2 separate regions of the Mus musculus genome follow, and region 2 is linked to region 1. A link is a loop called in an ENCODE intact Hi-C map of the cell type or tissue named here. Cell type or tissue: heart. All regions are shown on one strand.

Region 1 (8,000 bases):
CATGAAGTTTACAATGCAAGGAAGACTAAACCAAGATGTCAAGGATGATGCACGGTGATTGTAAAATGCTGTGCCTGTCCTACACAGCACGGAGTGTGAGAAGGTGCAAGAACAGAAAGGGAGAGCACGCTACAGGCAGAAGGAGTAGTGAGCAAGACAGCAAGGCTGAGAGTACACGGACTTCACAGAGCATTACATGACTCAACACATGGGAGTAATAACACCACATTAGAGTGCCTTTCTAGACTAGCAGAAACTAATTGCCAGCTCGGCAGACAGAATTTAAGGGGGAAGTTGCGTGGGAGTAACGCTCAATGGTAGAGCACTGGCCCAGCACACTCAGAGGCTGTGTTTGTCCTCACCACTGTGAAAGGATAACAACAAACGACAAGCCAGAGACGGGAGAGGGCGCCTCTAACCTCCATCAGACACCTCAGAGTGTGATTCCCTTCAGGGAAAGGCCCGATGGGTATAGCGACCCCTAGCATCCTGCCCCACAAAGGTCCTCTTTTGAGGACCAGGCTTAGGATGAAAGAGAGACCAGGCAAGCTTAGGACTTCTCCAAAATCCACTGGTTGCATTACCATGAAAAGAAGGTCAGCTACGAACTTGGTAAGTGGATTAAGGACTACACACATTAATAACTATACTTTCATCTTTACCTGAAAAGTTTTTCTACCAAAGGCAGACTGTCCACTGACAGGGTCTGGCGGTAGCCCAGCTGGTCTAACCTCTTCCGAATGTTAATATACTTTCTCTCTGCAGCTGTAGTCATCTTGCTTCCAAAACCAGTTTTAGTCACACTCCCAACTTAAAGGCCTGAAAGAGAGAATCAACACAAGCTGTTAAACATAACTTTAACATCAAAGAATCGTTGGTTTCTTTTAATGTCGTCAGTGCTCTATAGTACTAATACTTAGTTAAATCCAATACATATGATCTCCATATTGCTACATTACAACATGTGGTTCTTCATGAACCTGAATCTAAAACTTAAAACAATGAAAATTCTAGAAGGAAACAAAGGTTTTCCAGAGGCAGGCAGGGGACCCTTGCAATTCCACTTTCTTACAGAGCTGTAGCTGGCAGGCAGGCAGGTATCCTGCTCATTCTAGGCAAGTGCCCTACAGGGGACTATGTCCACAACCCACAGGGCACCCCTTAGTGACAGTAAACATAAAAGAAAGACATGCTAAGTAGGACCTCATAAAAGTAGAAACTATCAACTCATCAAAACATGCTAGTAAGGAAAATGTAAAGGCATGGTCAGGATGCGGCTTAATGGTTGTTCTCTCTTAGTATTGGGAAGCTCTGGATCCGAGCTCTGAAACATCAAGAAAGAGGAATGCGAGTGGGGAATGAAAACTAGAGTACTAGAAAATATTCACAAGATCTAAGAAAATATTTACATACTGAATAGAAAATAAACTCTTGGATCTTAGTAACACAACAATCCAATAAGAAAATTGGGGCAAGATCTCGTAGGAGGCACATGACTCTAATCTCAGAATTTGGGAGGCAGAAACAAGCCTGTACACTGTACACAGTAAGTCGGAGGCCCAGGGATACATAGTGAGACCTGGTCTCAAATTATCCCCCCAAGGATAATTTGGTCTGTGCATTTCACCATGTAAATTTCACTCCCATATTGGTTCTTTTCATTGTCTTGAGACAAAGGCCTTATAACATCCTGACTGATCTAGAAAATTGTATTAAAACTAAACTTTAGTTGTACAAACATTTGAAAAGACACCTTGCAAAAGGCATCTTGAGGGAAATATATGAAAAGGTGCGTAACATGCAAAGACTCTCAGCTTAAGAAATCCACACACCACCCAGAGAGTAGAAAACCACTGTGGAACGAGCCAAACAGCTTCCTATTAAGTGAAACACAGTCCTAGCTGATAACACCATAATTCTATTCCTACAGCTTTACAAAAGAAAACGGACAGGAATATGCACAGGGAGACTCCAGCAGCTTCACCTGTAACTGTACAGAGCTGGAAAGGGGATGAACAAGCTATCCTACGCGGGCTAGAAACAGTTTCACGGGCCTCTGGAGAGTCTCTGGAAAGGATAGATCTTTTTTCCCAAAGTGATAGAGGACTGCCTGGGGTAAGTTACCCAGGCACAGACATTCATGGAAAGTGCTTAAAGGCACACTGAAGGTGCATTTCACCGTGTAAATTTCACTCCCATATTGGTTCTTTTCATTATTTTGAAATATACCATCCTGACTGGTCTAGAACTCATATTATTGGCCAGACAGCCCCATCTTTTTCTTCTGCCTGTGCCTTTGAGTGCTAGGACTACAGATGTGTACCACCAGGCCCAATCTTACTTCCTTTTTTTTTTTTTTTTAAGTAACACACATGTAAGTAGCTCAGTATACATTTTTATGCTTGTCTATTTCTATGCTTGTTTGTTTACCGTATCCAGGGTTAAGCACTGAGCCTATGACATGGTAGGAGAGCACTCTTTACTGGGCAATACCTCCAGCTGTTATACTTGTCTTCTCAAACACCTATGATTATTTATTATCTCTACCAATCTGCCCTAAAATTGAGTTATGCAGAGACCATTTCTAACCTTTGCCAAAAAATTGTAGTCATAGAACTCATGTTTCTAAATCAAATAAAAATTATGTCCTTCACCACTAGTAAAAATTATAAGTGCACATAAATGAATACATGCAAAACCTGATGCTCCAAACACCCATTGTGGGATCGAGTACCAATGTCACCGTTCCTATTTAAAGCATAAAGCCAAGAAGGCTGTCCCAAGAAAATAGCTTCCCCAACCACAGGGCTACTTCTAAATTAGTGTTTCTTCTTGGTTATCCCCGTTAACAAATCTAGGATCTTCTTTTAGAGGCTTCCCCTAGGGCTTTCTAGGTCCCTCCACAAAAGGACTTGATTGATGCCGGAGGTGTTTTACAGAAACTCCTGTGCTCACAAGAAAAACATCTGACAAGATAAATTAGCGGGGCAAACTCCAAGAACTATGCCCCCTCCTTGACAGCTGCCAACTCCGGGTACCAGGAAACCATCTTTCTCCATCCTTCATGAAGGCAGAATGAGAATACGAATCAAAAGACCATGGGCCATAATAAGTAAAGTCCTCCAGGCTGGGGGGTGATATGTACATATTAGGGTTTCCCCTATATTCCAGATCACAAGCTTTAAATCAAAACAGCCGAAAAGGGTAGGTTCCGCAGTTACAACTAGCTGTCCACTAAACCCTGGGGCGTTGTTGTCTCAAAGCGGGCACCTCTTACTTTCTCAGAAATATGCAACCTGCGGATACAGTAGCGTTTAAAAAAACCAACACCAGAGTGCGGGCACCGCAAAGGGCACGGGCCGGAGCGGCCAAGCAGTCCTTCCCCGGCTCAGGCCGGAGGGTGGAACGGCAGTTCTCCTCGGGTCGGCCCCGGGCCGCACGGACGGACGGACGGACCGACGGACTGTGGGACGGTCCCCGCGCCGCCCTCCCGCACTTCCTCCCGGCAGCGCCCGGGCTCCCGCCCTCGCTCGGGGGTGGGGGTGGGGACCGCCCCGGAGGCCCCGCGACCCGGCCCAGCCCCCGCGGCCTCCCCCGGGTGCGCCTCACCGCCGCTCCGTCCCGAGGTACATCGCCCTCCGGACCCGCTGTCCCCGCTGGCTCGTCCTGCTGCGGCCAATGGCTCCGGCACGAGCGCGGTTTGAAAATGGCGCGGAGAGAGACGGTCGCGGCCCACAAGGAGGGAGCGCCGCCGTTGCCCCGGTAACGGACCGGAGCGGCCCACAGTGGCGGCGCGCGCGCCGGCCGCCCGGAGATGGCGGCTTTCGGCCCTCGGTGCCCGGAAACGTAACGGCCGGCCGATGCCGGGGCTACGGCGCCCCCTGGCGGGGAGCCCGAACCTCTGCGGTGCCCGAGGACCTTGCCAACTGGCCGCTGGCGGTAACCATCAGCTAACCCCCAATGACCTTTCACAGGTGAATTTCTGCTGATCGCCCTGTCTTCCCCCTGGATGTCACTGTCCTTGCAGCTTCTCCTGGCTACCACTTGATAACAGTTATTGCCCCGTACCCATGTAAACCCCCAGAATAGAATCCGACCATCAAAACCTACTTGTTTACGTTTCTCCCTGCTGCTTCCAATTGTGGGCTCCTTGAATCAGATATTCTTTTATTCAACTGTATTTCTCTAGCATCTGTCACAGTATTTGTAAATGTTAAATTGAAATGAATTGCTTACAATAGCTTGCTCATGGTTACAAAGATCATGGTCAAATCCCCAGAGTCCACCACTCTCCTAAAAACTTTCTAGATGGTTAAGAGTTGAGTTTTTGTTTGTGCGTGTTTTGTTTTCTTTTGTTGTTTGTTTCTGCTTATATTCCTTACCAAGCCGGCCTTTCCTCTGACTATGTACTTTGTCCACTGCTCAGCACGGAACTGTATGTTGGGATGTGAATTGCTCTGTGCCGATTCATTCTTTGTTTTCACGTCTCAGTCTCCATTTTGTGTGCTTTGTCCGTTTTTAATTGGAAGTTTTAAGGAGCTAATGAATCCTGTAGAGATTTTTATACCATCTTGCACATATACAAGTAAGCATATGTTTATGTAAAGACAAATATCTTTTTTAAAAAAAGTCATAAATATCAGAAATTGGCTGTGCATAGCCATCTAGTGAAGATAGATAACATTGGTGGCCCCCCTTACCCCAAACACACACCAACTAAATGTTAGAACAAAACTCAGTGAAGAAATACAACGGGGTACATGGGATTGAAAGCTACAGTTAGCCTTTGTTCCAAGTGGCATTGATAACCCAGAGTCAGGGTCACTGCTGACCTCCGAGGCCTAAGGTCAGGGATCCTGGCACACAAAACTTGAAAGATGAGAATGCAGAATGCTGCTGCTTCCCACCCAAGTCCTAGCGCTTTAAGCAAATTGCATGGCTGTGGAGGCATGGAGGAAAACAGATGCCCTCACCACAGAAAGTGAGCTTTGTAGACTTAATATCAGCACCAACAGGAGTTCCTGAAACACTTAGAATGAGGTTTGCCTAGAGGCTGGTGGGGTCCTGATTGTAAGGAGGAAGAAAGCCAGATGTAAAGGTAAAAGAGTTGCTTTCACTGAAAACTGATGCTGTAGTTTAGATCTGAAATGTGGTGGTCTGAAGGAGATTGGCCCCTATAGCCTCATATACTTGAATAGCATGACCCCTAGTTGGTGGAACTGTCTGGGAAGGATTAGGAGGTGTGACCTTGTTGGGAAAAGTGTGTCACTGGGGATGTGATGGCTAACATTATATTGATGGCTCACTTTAAAACTGCTTGAGAGAAGCAGAAACCAAAAATGGACTTCCAATGGGTTAGATTTTAAAATTGCCTGGTTTTGCACAACTTTAACAAAACTACTGTTTCTGCTTCGTAAACAAAAGCTTGTTTTACATGAGATGACTTTGTGCTCTTTGCCTGTGTAAGTCCCCCACTGAGGTGGCTGGGGGCTGTGCTGCACTCAGGAGTTCCCAATCTGGGTGTTGAACTGGTGTCTGTATATGAAAGTAGCTTCTTTGTTAAAACTTACTAATGGTCAGACTGGCGAATCTCCGAACCACCTCAGACCTATAACAGAGGCAGGTTTTGAGGTTTCAAAACCCATGCCATTCCCAGTTAGCTCTATCTTTTTGGAGCTTGTAGATCAAGATGTGAGCTCTCGCCAGGTGGTAGTGGCACATACCTTTAATCCCAGCATTCGGGAGGCAGAGGCTGGCAGATTTCTGAGCTCGAGGCCAGCCTGGTCTACAAAGTGAGTTCCAGGACAGCCAGGGCTACACAGAGAAACCCTGTCTTGAAAACAACAACAACAACAACAAAAAAAAGCTCTCAGCTGCTAATCCAGTACCACCCCTGCCTGACTGCCTGCCTGCTGAAACACTCCCTGACATGATGGGTATTGTCTTAGTTAGGGTTTTACTGCTATGAACAGAGACCATGACCAAGGCAACTCTTATAAGGACAACATTTAATTGGAGCTGGCTTATAGTTTTAGAAGTTCTGTCCATTATCATCAAGGTGGGAACATCAAGGTGGGAACATGGCAGCATCCAGACAGGCATGGTACAGGAGTTGCTGAGTGGTCTACATCTTCATCTGAAGACTGCTAGCAGAATACTGGCTTCCAGGCAGTTAGGGTGAGGGTCTTAAAGCCCACACCCACAGTGACACACCTACTCCAACAAGGCCACACTTCCTAATAGTGCCACTCCCAAGGCCAAGCATATACAAACCATCACAGTTATGGACCCTAACTCTCTCAAGTTGTCTTGGTCCAAGTTGTCTTGGTCGTGGTGTCTTAGTACAGCAACAGAAAGGTAACTAAGCCAAATGTCCTCCAAAGGCCTGTGGGCTATGGCCTGGTCTTCAGCATGGCACTGCTGGGAGGCAGCAGATCCTTTAAGAAGTAGTTTAGTGGAAGGAAACTAGGCCTGCCATGATTGTTCTGCTTGGTCACAGGTCCAAAAGCAACAGAGCCAACCAACCATAGATGGAAGCCAGAAGCAACCTCCCCCCACACACACCCAAAGTGTTTTTGCCGTTTTAATCTGATAATTTAAAGTACTTTGTCACAGTGATGGAAAGTTAATGCCATGAGCTTGCAGGTGAAAAGAATGTAGTGGATATATTTTAAATGAGGAGATCAGGCTTTCTCAGGCTCACCACCTCTAACACCTGGACAGACAATCCTTTTTGAGAGGAGTTGTCCTGAGTATTGTGGAATGTTTAGCACCCTTCCTGGCAGCTTCCACCTCAGATGGTTGCTATAGTCACAGTGCCTTCAGGACTTTCCAAATGTCCTTTGAGGTAAAACCTGTAACTTCAGGCTTTCCCGCCCACACTCCAGTTCCCAAAATTATATATGAATAAATGCCTAGGCCAAAAGCTTTGACTTCCCCATTCCCCCACTCATAACTCAGTTATCACATTTGTTCTAAGTTCTGCCACCTGATTATCACCTCTCCTCAGGTTCATGTGGCCATCTTCCTCAGAGTTCAGGGTGAATGTCACCCCCAACTGACTCTATCCCAGAATTCCAATCTACTAGATATCCTACCTTCTAATCCTGCCTCGGGTCATTAGCCAATCAGCTTTTTATTCACTGGTGATGCTTCTACACAGAGCACAAGAGATGATCCCTACACCTCCCCTTTTAGTCCTATACAAGGCTCTTTCTCTTTCCATAATAAATTATAAACAATAATAACAGTTATGAAAACTATCTGATAAGATTATATTGGCAAAGTTTAGTCCATATGTATTTGGCAACCCTGGAGAAAGTATTGTTATCTATCCTATCTTGTTGAGTTTAAAGTTCTATACCTAAATCAATATCTATCATAATCATTGTGAGACTATAACTATCTAGTCTTCAACACCATCAGAGACCTGAGAAGGAATAAATATTACCTAGGTATGCAGGAAGTGCAGGCAAGAAACTTCCAAAATTATAGAAATGACATACATACTTGGATGCATGGACAGTCCCCCAAAATTTCTCTGTGTTGTTGGAGCATCATCTTCAGCCTTCTGGCCCAGAATATTCCACAGACTTTTCTGTGAAGCACAAGTTATGAAGGACTGCTTACCCTGTCTTGGTAACACTTGGCAGTCTACTTCCCTGTGTCTCATTTATCTAGTTTGGACAGCATACTGTCAGCAGTTTCTTGCCTAGTGCCTAGCTTGCAAATTCCATATGGATGCTCTTTGATGCTCATCATCTTCCTTGAAGTAGAATGGGGTGCTGCCAGGCATTGTCAAAATGCCTTTTGTTAATAAAACATCCTTAAATGTGATTTCTGTGGATCTCTGAGGTTTTTGAAAACCATCTATCTATAGTATACCTGATTTGTTTCTAGCTATTTACTATCTGTTCAACTTTGAAAACATCTTATTGTAATTAATTAGACTTATATCTAACATAACCATGGGTTTGATTGTCTGACTACTAACTTGCATT
Region 2 (8,000 bases), 390 kb before region 1:
TTTCCCACCCTTTCTATCCCCCTTCCATCCCCAATCACTTAGGTAGGAGAGAAAGAAGGATAGGAGGGAAGGAGAGAGGGAAGGAGGGGAAAAGGGAGGGAGAGAGGGAAGGAGGGAGAGAGAGAGAGGGAGAGAGAGGGAGAGAGGGAGGGAGAAGGAGAGAGGGAGAGGGGGAGGGAGGGAGAGAGGGAGGGGGAGGGAGGGAGAGGGAGAGAAGGAGGGGGAGGGAGAGGGAGAGGGGTAGAGGGGAAGGGGGAGGGGGAGGGGGGAGAGATCCCTGAATGCGCTACATCCATGTCCTCATCTGCTCTTTGTTTTCATGACTTCTGACAAAACTACTGGCATTTTGAAACAAATATCAAATAGGGCAATCATGGAAGAGATCAATACAAGATTTCCTGAGCTACAAGGACAACCCAAATACTTAAACGGGCTACATCTTGGGACTGGGGATGTAACTCAGCTTGTCTAGTACCTCCGCAGCCCTGGGTTCTATACCCAGCACCCTACAGCTGGATGGCGGTCATGTCTGCTGTCTCAGCACTGGGGAAGAACAGGCCGAGGTCAGAGAGCTAACCTCTTACTCAGCTCCTGAGGAGCTTCAGGCTAGGATGGGAGACGATGTGACACAAGGTCTCCATAGGAGAAAGGTTCTTAAATCTACTTAATAAAATATACAATACTTGTTAACTTGTTCATGAAGAAAATAATTTAAAAAAATAATTAGAAATAAAATATGGTATCTATAAGTGACTGGAAAAGATTCAATCAAGCAAGCAGTTATTTAAACCCCAAGATTTAAAACTCACCCACATTAAAGTGATATTTAAAATTAATTTTGAAGTTTTGACTATAATCCCCACCGAGGAAAAACTTATCAAAGCAAATGTAAAAAAGTAGCAATTCAGGAAGTTCATGTTCTGTGAAATGATAAAAGAGATTTTTTTAAAAAGCCATCAATAATTGAAAATGAACAACTCAAAGGTCTTGGCCTGAACAATTAATGGATGGCGGTGGGTCAGAGGTTAGGTCAAGTTCACCTTAAAGACCTCTATTGGTAGCTGTTTATATGCTGTTAGCTTACACATGTCTAGTCTATAGATACATGATTGTTTTCTCCCTAGATTCTCCCTCCAGGAACCATTACCAGCTCCCCCACTCCACCTTTAGAAACAAGAGTCTTATTTAGTACATAGCCCAAGACAGCTTCAAACTAGAAATTTTGCCTGTCTCTTGCATGCTGGATTACAAGCATAAATTGTTTATGTAACTCGTTTCACATTTACATTCTGCATTCTTTTATGTTTTACCCCCTTCTTAGCAGTTCAAAAGAAAGACAGCTCAGCTGGGCGTGGTGGCGCACACTTTTAATCCCAGCAGTTGGGAGGCAGAGGCAGGCGGATTTCTGAGTTCGAGGCCAGCCTGGTCTACAAAGTGAGTTCCAGGATAGCCAGGGCTACACAGAGAAACCCTGTCTCAAAAAACCAAAAAAAAAAAAAAAAATAGACAGACAGACAGACAGCTCTGGAAATTGTGGCACATCCCATCATTCAGGAGGCTGAAGCAGGACTGCACAGTTTAAAACCAGCTTGCGCTACATAGTGAGTTCCAGGCCAGCAAGGATTAGATCAAACAAACACACAAATGCAAAACAAGAAAAACCCAAGAAAACAGAAAACAAGTAAAGAAAAAAAAAAAAACACAAACAAAATAAAATTCTGAAATTCTTCCAACAGTCCAGCAGAAAGGAACCAAGATCACTACTTTGTCTTCCAACTTCAGAAAGACCAACGAAAAAGGAAAGAGAAGCAGGCCAAAGGTAAAGCGCAGAAGAGAGCAATGGGAGGTGAGCAATGGGCGAGGTGATAGCGATGGCCAAAGTATTTCCAATGACAGTAACTAACAATAACGACAGCAACTAACAGTCACTTACTTGGCTAACACTTTGGTGTGAGTATTGATGACATTCAAGGCTTCTTTGAAACTTCCATTCTGGATAAGGCAAACTACTTTACAGTGCAGGGCAGTGACATCATCCTTGTTGATCTGCAATACTAGAGAACAGTGTTTAGGAGAGCCATTTCTAAATCCATTCCTCTTGCACACTTTTACTAAATACAGACGAGAATCCAGCTTGCCTAACGAATGTGAGGCCCACAGTCTAATCTTCAGCACTGTAAAGCAAACAAAAAGTACAATGTAGGGCTGGAGAGATGGCTCAGTGGTTAAGAGCAACGACTGCTCTTCCGAAGGTCCTGAGTTCAAATCCCAGCAACCACATGGTGGCTCACAACCACTCGTAATGAGATCTGATGCCCTCTTCTGGTGCATCTGAAGTCAGCTACAGTGTACTTAGATATAATAATAAATAAATCTTTTGTTAAAAAAAAAGTACAATGTAGACATGATTTATCTTTAGAGTGTTCTAAAGAAATATTCAAAATTTCCCTTTCCCATAAAGAGATCAAAGGGAAATACAAAGAACTCAGGCGGCCACGGCTCTATGCCAACAGCGTGTCAAGTGTCAAAATGACTAGGACCATGGTTCCCCTCGCTCCTAGTCAACCACAGGAATCCAATTCTCACTTTACGAGTCGTCGAAGGGACTTCTAGAAATTAATAGACAGGGCTGAAGGGACAGTCTTGGCTGATCAAAGAAGTGCTACAGAGTTTTATACCGATACTAAATATTGGTTGTAGGCCCACTGAAGGGCTAAAGTGAATTCAAGTAAGTTTGGCAATCATCAATTCTAATTAGTAGCTGTCTTCCTTAATGCACTGTGGCCACTGTCACTACTTTTATAGGAACTCAGGAACCCGAAGGTTTAAAGTGTATATTACTGTGATAGCCTTTATGTAACTGGGGCTTTGTACAGCTGAAGGGTTTCATAGTTACATCACCAAACCTGACACACACAGGTGTATCTACTGTACAAAATATAGCACGGCCATATTACAGGCACATAGTGATGAATAACAACTTATGGAATCTCATACTGAAGGCAACTAAAATTTGAAATTATAACTTATGGGGGCTAAAAATGCAGGTTAGTTTCCTTACGTTATTTTAAATGTTGGGACGCTCACTCACTCACTCTCTGGCTAAACACTACGGGGAAGACTTTGTGCGTGGAAATGAATAACGACTTGATATTCACACCTTTCCAATCTGCAACGCTTCCACCTTGTCTGCAACAGAGCGGATGCTACGTGTCCAGACAGGTTTCCTTCCCCGGCCCCAGCCCCAGTCAACAAGTTTCCTCCATGACACTGTCCTGATCCCTTCACTCAAGATGAACGAAGAAAAGTCAATCTGACATCTTTGCAAAATCCCGCCGCGGAGACGACACGAAAAACATTTTGGGAAGCGGTTCCGGACGCCATGGTCTCTTTAAGTCCCCCCTCCCCCTCGCGCCCGGTCTCGCGGGGACAGAGGGAAGTACACGTGGCCTTAAGCGACCGAGCTCGGGCCGCCGGTGGCCGTGGGACAGCGACCCGCCCCCGGGCTTGGGGCCGAGCCTGAGGACGCAGCGATCCCCCTCCGCGCTGTGCCGAGGGGTCGCACGCTCGACCCAGGAGATGTCCTCCTCCCGACAACCCGGGCCGCCGGGACACTTACTCTTGTTGACAGTCTTGAGGGCACGCGTGAAGTCGCTGTTCTGCCCATAACGGTTCACCTCACTCCACAGCGCAGGGACTGACACCCCACCACTGCCGCCGCTCGCCATCTTGGAGGAGGTGGGGGTGAGGTGGGGGAGGGGGGTGGGAGGAGCAGGGCGACCTCTGCCCCGGAAGAGGATCTCGAAGTTGGCTCGGCGAAGGAGGAAGTTGATGGTTGCTAGGCGGCCGGGAGTCGCGAGCTGGTCTGTCCCAGAGCTAGCGTCAGAAATCGGTTTTTAATTTTTTCTGTCTTGCGGCAAGACATTTGTTTGCCTGACGCCCTTACTCCTAATCCAAAGGTGACTGGAGGTAGGAGGGGTCAGATTCAGAAGGCGCTCGCCGAAACTGTTAGCCCCAAGCCGCCGGCATTCTGGGGAGACCCCTGTGCTCCGACTGTGGCCGGGCGACAGTCTTTGGGAGAGAAAACTCCCGGTTCTTCGGGTGGTAGGAGGGGTACCTAATTTAAGGAACCGTAGAGAGGCTCTTGAAGGCGGCAGGTAGAGCCACAGCTGCTCATGGGTGCTTCGGGATTGCCATTTTAGGACACGAGCGGTGATTAGAACCTGGGACTAAATCTAGAAGTGAAGATAGGTCTGGGACTGACAAAAATACAGTGAACGGCACTGTTTAACCTCCCTTTGAGATCTAGTTTCAGGAGCAGTGTGGGCTGGAAGCCCGAGGAGATGAGAAGGACCAGGTTCTGAGGTGAGTATATTGACTTAGGTAGATGTCATACAATAAACTACGTCCTGGAGGCCTTCCTTAATGTACTTTAAGGAAACCTGTTCTTGCAGCCTAGCCAGTACACATTCTGCTTCCAAGGCTCGACTTCCTTGTGGAGAAGACCCGTGCATACTATGTAAGTGGTCTTAGCATTCAGCTACACCCTCTACAAGATTACACCATCTACAAGGCTCTCTATTCCTGAGTATTGATCCTTAAGTCCCCTCTCTTTGAACGACCTATAGTCCTAAGACCAGAGACCTTATTTACTTTGCTTACTACCTGGGAGACCTGAACCAAACCTTCCTTCACTTCCCCTAGACTCAACCTAATGTTCTCTTAATGTTGCTACTTAGGTTTTAAACCACCTATCTACTTCCTGTTTCTTGCCTGAGTCAAGTGCTGAAACGCTAGCTGATTGTCATATGTGTGGTCAGTATGATACATCAGACTGAACTTAAAAGAGTTTCTTTTGGGTCATGATTTCATAGATTTCAGCCACAGTAGGTTGGCTTTGTTGCTTTGGAACCTCAGTGAGGTGCTTCATCATGATGGAAATCATGTCGTAGTGGCCCTAAGCCGCTCACCTAATGGTTACTGGGAAGGAAGAAGCTGGAGAAGCCACAGACAAAATGTCAAGTTTTTAAAAAGTACACTCACGCTAGGCACCATCTCCTACAGCTGTGACCCCGCCAGGGGGGTTACAAATTAGATATTTAAATTACTATTCATAGCAATAGCAAATTTAGTTATGAAAGTAGCAACAAAATAATTCTATGGTGGTGGCTGTGGGGTCACCACAACATGAAGAACTGTATTAATGGGTCATGGCATTAGGAAGGTTGAGAACCACTGGCCTAGACGTTCCACCACCTTTAAACAGTGCCAAAGGAGCCTTGACAAAACACCCAAGACCCCAACTATAGTGTATTTCCCAGCTGCTGAACATGCAGTCGTCTATTAAATCACCCAGTGCTGTGTCCCCATCTTTGGGAATTTGCACTTTTATTCATTCAGTGAGTATCTCAGTGCTATGTGCATGCCTGTACTAGGAATTTACAGTTGCTGAGGTAAATAAGATGTCCAGTGTCCTTGGATTATGTATTTCCTAGTTAGATGAGATAGACAATAAACAACAATATACTAAGTGGTGGTAAGTTCTCTGAGGAACTGAGGATGACAATTGAGACTGGAGACCTAGTTTTTGTTTTTCTTTAAAGATCAGAAAGTCTGAGTATCTGCATCTGTCTTAGGTGCTGGCAGAGCCTCTCAAACGACAGCCATACCAGGCTCCTGCCTGCAAGAACATCTCGGCATCTGCAATAATGTCAGGGTTTGGTGTTTGCTGATGGGATGGATCCCAAGGTGGGGCAGTCTCTGGATGGCCTTTCCTTCAGTCTGCTCCATTTTTGTCTGTGTTTCTGTTAGACAGGAACAATTCTGGGTTAAAATTTTTGAGATGGGTGGGTGGCAGACCGCAACTAGGGGCCATGTCTATCTACTGGAGGTGGTCTCTTCAGGTTCTATCTCCCCACTGTTGGGCATTTTAGCTAAGGTATCCCCATTGGGTCCTGGGAGCCTTTCCCATCCCTATCATCTGGGACTTTCTAGTGGTTCCCCTCTACCCCCAACTGCTACATATTACTATTCATTCTCCTGGCCCTCTGGACTGCTCTCCTGTCTCTTCAAATACCTGGTCCACACCCCCCCTTCCCTCTGCCATCCAGGCCCCTCCCTCCCTCTGCCTCCCATGATTATTTTGTTTCTCCTTCTAAGTGGTATGAAGCATCCACACTTTGGCCTTCCTTCTTGTTAAGCTTCATGTGGTCTGTGAGTTGTTTTGTGGTTATTCTGAGCTTTTGGGCTAATATCCACTCATCAGTGAGTACATACAGGTATGTCCCCTTGGGTCTAGATGTACATACCTCGCTCAGGATATTTTCTAGTTCCATCCATTTGTCTGCAAAATTCTCGAAGTTCTCATTTTTAATAGCTGAGTAGTACTCCATTGTGTAAATGGATACATTTTCTGTATCTACTCTTCCATTGAGGGACATCTGGGTTGTTTCTAGCTTCTGGGTATCTTTGAACATAGTGGATGGAGCATGTGTCCTCATGATATGGTGGAGTATCTTTTTGGGTATATGCCTAGGGATGGTATGACTGGGTCTTCAGGAAGAACTATTTCCAATTTTCTGAGGAACAACAGCCAGATTGATTTCCAAACTGGTTGTACCAGCTTGCAATCCCACCAGCTATGGAAGAGTGTTGCTCTTTCTCCCTGTCCTCACCAGCATCTGCTGTTACTTGGGTTTTTAATCTTAGACATTCTGATTGGTGAATAAGTTGGGGAGAACACCCCCCTTTTTTTTTTTTTTTTTTTTTTTTTTTTGGTTTTTTGAGACAGGGTTTCTCTGTATATCTCTGTATAGCCCTGGCTGTCCTGGAACTCACTTTGTAGACCAGGCTGGCCTCGAACTCAGAAATCTGCCTGCCTCTGCCTCCCAAGTGCTGGGATTAAAGGTGTGCGCCACCATGCTCGGCTTTTTTTTTTTCCTTCCTTTTTTTTTTTTTTTTTTTTTGAGAACCCCTCTTAAAGGCAGAGGGGAGGCACATGGACTGGGGAGGCTCGAGAAGGGAACATTTGAAATGTAAACATAATAATAATAGATCAGAAAGTCTGTCAAAAGTACTGTGTCATTATTCCATATTATGATCATTTAAAGGACTGAAGTTCAAGTTCCTCTTTCTCCACATCTTCACCAGCATCTGCTGTTGCCTCAATTATCTTAGCCATTCTGACTGGTGTGAGGTGGAATCTCAGGGTTGTTTTGATTTGCATTTTCCTGATGATTAAGGATGTTGAACATTTTTTCAGGTGCTTCTCAGCCATTTGGTATTCCTCAGGTGAGAATTCTTTGTTTAGCTCTGAGCCCCATTTTTTAATGGGGTTATTTGAATTTCTGGGAGTCCAGCTTCTTGAGCTCTTTGTATATATTGCATATTAGTCCCCTATCAGATTTAGGATTGGTAAAATCCTTTCCCAATCTGTTGGTGGCCTTTTTGTCTTATTGACAGTATCTTTTGCCTTACAGAAGCCCCCATAATCAGACATCAAACCCAGAAACTATTGCATATGCCAGCAGGATTTTGCTGAAGGGACCCTGGTATAGCTGTCTCCTGTGAGGCTATGCCAGTGCCTGGCAAATACAGAAGTGGATGCTCATAGTCAATGGAACACAGGGTCCCCAATGGAGAAGCTAGAGAAAGCACCCAAGGAGCTGAAGGGGTCTGCAAACCTATAGGTGAAACAACATGAACTAACCAGTACCCCCAGAGCTCGTGGCTCTAGCTGCATATGTAGCAGATGGCCTAGTCGGCCATCACTGGGTAAAGAGGCCCCTTGGTATTGCAAATTTTATATGCCCTAGTACAGGGGAATGCCAGGGCCAAGAAGTGGGAGTAGGTTGGTAGGGAAGCAGGGCAGGGGGGAGGCTATAGGGAACTTTCGGGATAGCATTTGAAATGTATATAAAGAAAATATCTAATAAAATAAAAAAAAATAAAGGACTGAAGTTCTAATTCAGTGGTAGCCATTTAACTAGCATGCACAAGGC

What was found. Peaks named below come from ENCODE experiments on the same cell type or tissue, not always from the same donor. Only the 100,000 strongest peaks of a DNase experiment are listed, where the experiment ranks them.
Region 2: a loop joins it to region 1, with 2.3 times the contacts of the local background. A loop is called at or near these places in 6 of 42 quality-filtered maps.

What each region holds. Positions count from the first base shown.
Region 1 is chr5:76,584,534-76,592,533 of GRCm38, reverse strand. It overlaps Cep135 (centrosomal protein 135), which reads right to left and starts at 3,835. Exons shown (of 26, transcript NM_199032.3): 1 at 3,610-3,835; 2 at 663-819. The coding sequence starts at 775. In heart, a CTCF peak has its summit at 3,883 (motif pointing left); a DNase peak (open chromatin) is centred at 3,783; H3K4me3 peaks cover 1,581 bases; H3K27ac peaks cover 1,294 bases.
Region 2 is chr5:76,970,452-76,978,451 of GRCm38, reverse strand. Srp72 (signal recognition particle 72) reads right to left here and starts at 3,751. Exons shown (of 19, transcript NM_025691.1): 1 at 3,620-3,751; 2 at 1,934-2,054. The coding sequence starts at 3,728. In heart, no CTCF peak of the experiment used is centred here; DNase peaks (open chromatin) are centred at 3,601 and 3,701; H3K4me3 peaks cover 2,398 bases; H3K27ac peaks cover 1,552 bases.